Regions from separate parts of the Homo sapiens genome. Here region 2 is linked to region 1. A link is a contact called in ENCODE Hi-C data. All regions are on one chromosome and are shown on one strand. The core of a region is the stretch at or near the end of the contact, and the rest is flanking DNA. Distances in the headings are between cores, read along the strand shown.

Region 1 (3,135 bases), core at 160-2,659:
GTCAGTAAGTAATTACCCCTTAGCAGTTCACTTTAAACTAAGCAAGAAACTGCATTCCAGTTCTGTTTTCTCAAAGTAAATCCGTTATATCCGTTGTAACAGAATATCGGGGGAGGAGGAAGGAAGGAAGGAAGGAAGGAAGTAAAGAAAGAAGGAAGGAAAAGGAAGGGAAGGGAAGGGAAAAAGAAGGGAAAGGAAAGGAAGGAAGGAAGGAAAAAAGGACAGAAAGGGGGGAAAAAGGAAAGAAAGGAAGAAAGGGAAGGAAAGAAGTTAGTTTCAGAAATACTATGTTCTTACCCCAGAAGACAGATCTAAGTCTAGTTTTATTTGAAATAACTTTTGTTAACAAGGAGGTGATATAATGGTAATGTCAGGTATTTATGGAATTCACGATATGGGTAATCAGATGATAAGCAAGGGATGTAGAAAGGGAATTGTCAGAAACTAAAGACAAATTTAATTGGCTTTACACTTTGGCCTAGAATCATACCACACTGGGTGATGACACTTAGAAATGCCCATCACCATCATCATCATCATCATCATCATCATCATCATTGCTGTTATTATTAAGTGCCTAGATACTTGCTAATAAGTGGAAGATGAAGATGCTCTCTCTATATTATTTCATTTAATCCTCTCAAGAACCATTGGATAGATAACTCTTTTTGACAGACAGATAAACCAAGGCGTTGGCTTAGGCCAAAGCATTTACTCAATGTGATATGGTTAGTATGTAATATGAGACTTGAATTTAGGTCTCTGTGATCCTGAAGTCTATGCTAGTAACCAACTACAGATAACAGGAATTCAGGAATTTCTACAATAGCTTTTACTGTCAAATTTATAGGAATCGTGTAATAGCTTTTTTGCTTCTGTCCCCATGGAGTGAATATTGGGGTCAAATCACTAAAATCTACTAATGGATGAAATGCTCATAGTTTAGTCAGCTCTAGTAGTTTTAGCAATTTAGAAAAGCAGTGATGATTGGTGTCATAAAAGCCATAGCACACGTTCCTAGAAGGGAAAATGCAACTAAACTGTTTTTTTCAATTATTTCATTGCATGTGCATTTGGCAAATCTGTCACTGCTCCTGGCTGCTCTCTCTCTCTTTTTTTAATGCAAGTATTTCTCTGCATGGATTTCTTTACTTCATGATCTTCTGTTGTGTATTGTGTTTTCTTTTTGAAATCATAGCTTGGGAGTTGTTTATGCTTCAGAGATTTTTAAACCAAGGCTACCTTTTAATGTAAATGCACTTAAATTGACCCCACTTATTTAAATGATGTGAAATAGCTCAGCAATGTTCCCATGACCTGTTTTTATACCTTTTGATATTTTATGTGACCTCCAATAAGCTGGACAGATAATAACAGAACCCTTGGCATTGGGCTACCACTGCCACTGTGATGCTGAGTCTGGTGTCAGCAGTGAAGATGAGGGTGGGAAGCCACCGAGGAAGCTGGAGGTTGACACAAGTGGCAGTAAGGGCACATCATTACCTAGGAAGAACCTTCAGAAATCCTCTGCAAAAGACGGCCTGTTTCCACCCTTCCTATTCTTGTTTCTTCCTTCTGCCACTTTTTTTTTTTCTTTCAACTAAGGAATAGAATGGCCAGAAGTAGTTGACAGGCCCTAAGGAGAGCTTCACAGCTAACATCAGGTATAAATTTATTATTATTTTTTGAATATATTGATGTCTAGGATTAAATAAAAGAACATTAGATTATACAATACTGGTAGGAATTTTCAGATCAGTCTTCTTTCAATAGCCTGCCTCCCAGATAGTTGAACAGCTAGGTGAATTTGCCTTAACTGACCCAACTGGAGAGATGGAGAACCATGGTACATTTCACAGTGATTCATTTGACCTTTTTTTTCTTTTTTTTTTTTTTAACTAGGAAAGGATTCATTGCCATTAGCCTATGTCCTGGCTCTTGGTGGTAAGTATTCCATCTGCAAGAGGTCCAATTAGAGTGATCCAACAGACCATGACTCATAAATCTGGTCAAACTTCCCATGTTCTTGAAATCACTAGGCTTTCTAGTATTTATTGAATGACTTTTAAGAAGTGTGCTTATTTGAATATATTTATGTGTATGGTGGCAGGAAAAGGTATTCATTTATTCATCATATGGTCACATTATCCCACCTTCAATTTTAGTAATTGTCATCAAGCACTGTGAGGCATTTGAGATTTTACCCTTCTTTCAAGCAACAACTTAGCCAGCCACAGTTTTATGGATCATGGCAGAAGACATAAGACACCTGAGTCAGAGAAAAAGGACTTTATTGTTCATAGCAAATAGCAGTAGCCAGAGTACCTGTATTTATGCTGGTTCCCTGAGCTCCATTTCTCACTTGGCAACATGAAGAGGGCCAGGTAACACTTGATTGTGCAGCGGGCTGACTTACAGGAGAGGCACCATGATCTTAGAGAACCCATATCTTTTATAATGGGCATTCAACTAGAGGAACTCAGGTGCACCTTCCCAAATATTTATTCTGCAATGCAGAGATACTGGTTGTTATTGATCAAATTGTATTCAAGCAAGAAAATCTAATTATTTGTAAGCAATGAAAGGTGTGCACAAGGAAGATTATTAGGGCTTTCTTTATGCCAGGCACTATGCTAAGCATTTTACATAAATTATCTCATTTACTGTCAAAGGATTCTGTGAGTACAGCATTGCTATTCCCATTTCATGAATAAGAAAATGAAAGATTAGAGAGGTGTTATTTCCCAGTTTATACAATTAGTAAATGGCAGAGCTGGCGTTTTTTACCCAGGTTAGTCTGACTTCCAAGTACACACTCATTCCACTTCATCAAATTGCCATTGTTTGTGAATATTGTTTGCTCTCTTATATTAAATATTTTTTCAAAAGCCCATGGGGTTACCATAAAAAAAAGTCATGTTTTTATACTAATATTTCTTAGAAAAGCTTCAATTACTCTTTCTCCCTTGCTTGAGGAACGTCATGTCTGACACCCTTATAGTGTTGTGTTCATATAACATCTCAGCTGGATGCCATTAGCACTTTCTCTCCTAGAATTTAGGCATAATATATTACTACATGGTGGCTAGGCAATTTTATTTCCCTGTTTCCCTGAATGTTCTTTAATTAATCCAT
Region 2 (3,135 bases), core at 396-2,895, 75 kb before region 1:
AGAAACAGTAGGATATACATATCCTACTGTAGGATATACATATATACATACATATATATATATACACATATCCTACAGTAGGATATACATATATACTGTTGGTACTAACAGTAGGATATACATATCTAAAAATGTGGAAGTGGCTTTGGAACTAAATAATAGGTGGAGGCTGGAAGAGCTCTGAGGTGCATGCTAGAAAAAGCCTAGATTGCCATGAGGCAATTTTTAAAGGTGATTCTTGTGAGGACTCAGAAACGAGAGAAAACCTCCATCTTCTTAGAGACTACATAAACAATAATAAACAGAATATTGGTGGAAATACAGATGGTAAAGGTCATTTTAATGAGGTTTCAAATGGAAATGAGGAACATGTTATTTGAAATGGGAGAAAAGGCAATCTTATAATAAATTGACAAAGAATTGGCTGAACTGTGTTCGTATACTAGTGTTTTTGAAAGGCAGAAAAATTGAGGCAGAGGGTCACTTGTTCACAGTTATGGAGCCAGTAATGGTGGAGCCAGAATTGAACTGAAGCTAGAGTTGGCATTTCTCTATCTCTTTTCATCCCCAAAGGTAATGTAGACAGTGTGGGGATGGGTAGTACAGGGAGAGATGAGGGTAGAGTTACAGGGTGCTTCAGGCCAGAAGAAATAACATTATCAATGTGATCCATAAAGAAATATTGCCTTAGGTTTTCCTAAAACTGACTCACATTAAGCAATAATCTTGTTTTGGAGCTTTTCCACTTTAGTAAGATAAAAGAGCTGTAATAGTTAGATATTGTTCATATTACATGGGTCTAAAACAACTAGATGAGACTATGTATGTGAGAGTGCTTTGTAATCTGCAAAATGGAATATGGATATTACACTCCTTCCCCAGCTCAGGATTCAGTGCCTGACATGGAGATACTTGGTAATTAATTAGCTTATGATACGGGAAGAACTCTCTCTCTCTCTTTCTCCTCTCTCTCTCTTTCTCCTCTCTCTCTCTCTCTCTCGTTCTCTCTCTCTCTCACATACATACCCAGACACAGACACACACACACGTGCACACACAGTGTGTATCTAGTGTGTGCATCTCCCCACTAGATTGGGAGCTCCATGAGTGCAGTGTCTGTGCCATCTCTGTGTCCCTAATGCCTTACAGAATAACCTAAAATTAGTCATTAAACAATAAGCTTTTGTGATTTAAAAAAACTATTATAGTGCCTTTCCTTTTAGCTGGGATTTTTATATGGTAGACTATCTCTCTTTGGGATCAGGAGAAGGGATTGTTATGAATCACTGACTTTACTACAGAGCCACATTTATATATTACATGGTGGGAGGCAGGGTTAGAGGGTTAAGTGCTGAAAGGCCGCAGCTGGGAAGGTAGCACCCCGGTGACTCAGCTTTGGCTCCTCTAAACTTCAGGCCCTGAAGGATGTGGTGTGTGCACTGAAGTGAGGGAAACAGGAACCAGCATGGAGACAAGGTTGCTCTGTTTCCTCGGAGACTGTTTTCCCCAGTGCATTGAGCCAGGAAGTGGGTTTTTCCCCCACCTAGTGACCAGGGGATGGGTAGATAGTCTTGTTCATCACATAAAGAAACAAACGTGTTAGACTGGTCTGGCCAGTGACTTGTGGGTCTTGGCATGACAACATAGCCTGCGAGTAATATGGTCACAATGCCCTGGTGCTTGCTGTGACCAACGGAATCGATGAAAAGGGTGCAGTGGAGGATCACAGGCCTGAAGCAGCACGACCAGGAAGTCTAGTGTTGACACTGGATGCAGAGTGTAACATACAAGCTGCAACACAATCACCAAGCCCAGAGCAAGGTGACCTTAGTCAGCCCAGGGTTATGCCATGAGCAAGAAAGAAAAAAAAAAAAGAAAAGAAAAGTGAAGGGAGTAAGTAGCACTGAACGCAGAGGAAAAGGGTGGAATTTCAGAAAAGCTCTGCTAACCTGAGTTTGTGTTGGTCAGTGAGCTCTTGTAACTGGGTAAATGTGAAAATGGGCTACAAGCGCATATCAAGTACAGGTGAAAAGGACCAGAACAGAGAGGATCAGCCAGACCACAGTGTAGCTGACACTGGCCCACGCAGCATTTGACCATCTCCCTGGAAAGGAGTCTTGATGGTCAGAAAGATGGTCACATGTATATGCATGCAGTGGAAATGCTTGAATTGACCATTTTACCAAATCTGTATATAATTTACTTTAGAGCAATTTCTTGATATCAAACAATTTAGTAATGTAAAGTTTCAGTTAAAAAAATTCCAGCATTGTCTAAAAATGAAATAACTGAGCCGGTTATTATTCAGCTGTCCTACCAAGCTAGTCATATGGTGATAGTTGTGGAAGGAGTTGCTTACAAGTGGTATCCCAAGCAAGAACCCACATTTATTCCTAAATAGGAAAAGATGATGTGTAAAAAGGTTTCAACCCAACTGGACCTGCTTGACGATTTGTAAGCCTGGACAGGCATCGTGCACACATTTGTTAGTAGAAGCCCGAGAGAGCAGAATTAAAATCAGGTGCTACCAAAGCTGGCTAAGCAATTGTTATTAGGATCTAAATATTAAAGAAGTTACAGAGCCTGAATTAAGGAAGGGGATAATTTATCAGTCAATAGGGAAGTTGAGGTTTATGTGATCCCAACTTTTTGACCCCCACTTCATTTAATCGGGTTTTAGCACTCCCAGCTATTCCAAAATTATTGATTTTTTTAAGAAAAAACTTGAGCCTGAAAAACAGACAAAAGACTATATATGATATCACTCTAATGATTTATCTTAAGAATCTGTGAACTGTGGAATCATGATTGTTAGGACTGAGAGACACCTGCTCACCTTTCTGAAATGAGGAGCTGAAAAGATATTCTGAGATTTAGAAAGGGTAAGGTATACAATGTTGACCTTTTGGAGACAGGAAACCTTTGATGAACTATAGGACACCAAGGCAGTTCATTTAAAAGATGGTTTCAAAGCATTATCCGGAGCTGGTTTTCTATGTGCCTTACTGAAGCTCTTGGGTTGTCTTTTTACATAAACCTAGGGAAATAATGGCTTTTGCAGTTGTTCATATGTCTGCAACCCTCATGTGGCACCTTGGTTTCTAAGCTTTGTAACTGCTTTTCAGTCTCTTTTGA

The links. A loop is a pair of places that touch in the nucleus more often than their neighbours do. Pooled maps may share reads with other maps.
Region 2: a loop to region 1 is called in a pooled map, with 7 times the contacts of the local background. The contact joins the enhancer-like site here to the promoter of ERICH3-AS1 in region 1. A Hi-C loop is called at or near these places in 15 of 37 single-sample maps with no recorded cell type and 5 of 50 pooled maps.

What each region holds. Positions count from the first base shown.
Region 1 is chr1:74,575,704-74,578,838 of GRCh38, reverse strand. It overlaps ERICH3-AS1 (ERICH3 antisense RNA 1), which reads right to left and starts at 1,409. Exons shown (of 3, transcript NR_121671.1): 1 at 1,330-1,409. It overlaps ERICH3 (glutamate rich 3), which reads left to right. Exons shown (of 15, transcript NM_001002912.5): 13 at 1,903-1,944.
Region 2 is chr1:74,651,286-74,654,420 of GRCh38, reverse strand. All of the region lies in intron 1 of ERICH3 (glutamate rich 3), which reads left to right. Among named protein-coding and RNA genes, the nearest start is that of ERICH3, 21 kb to the left of the region's middle. Within about 2 kb of position 1,645, at least 4 of the 41 ENCODE cell types and tissues checked have a DNase peak (open chromatin) inside an H3K27ac peak, as active enhancers do.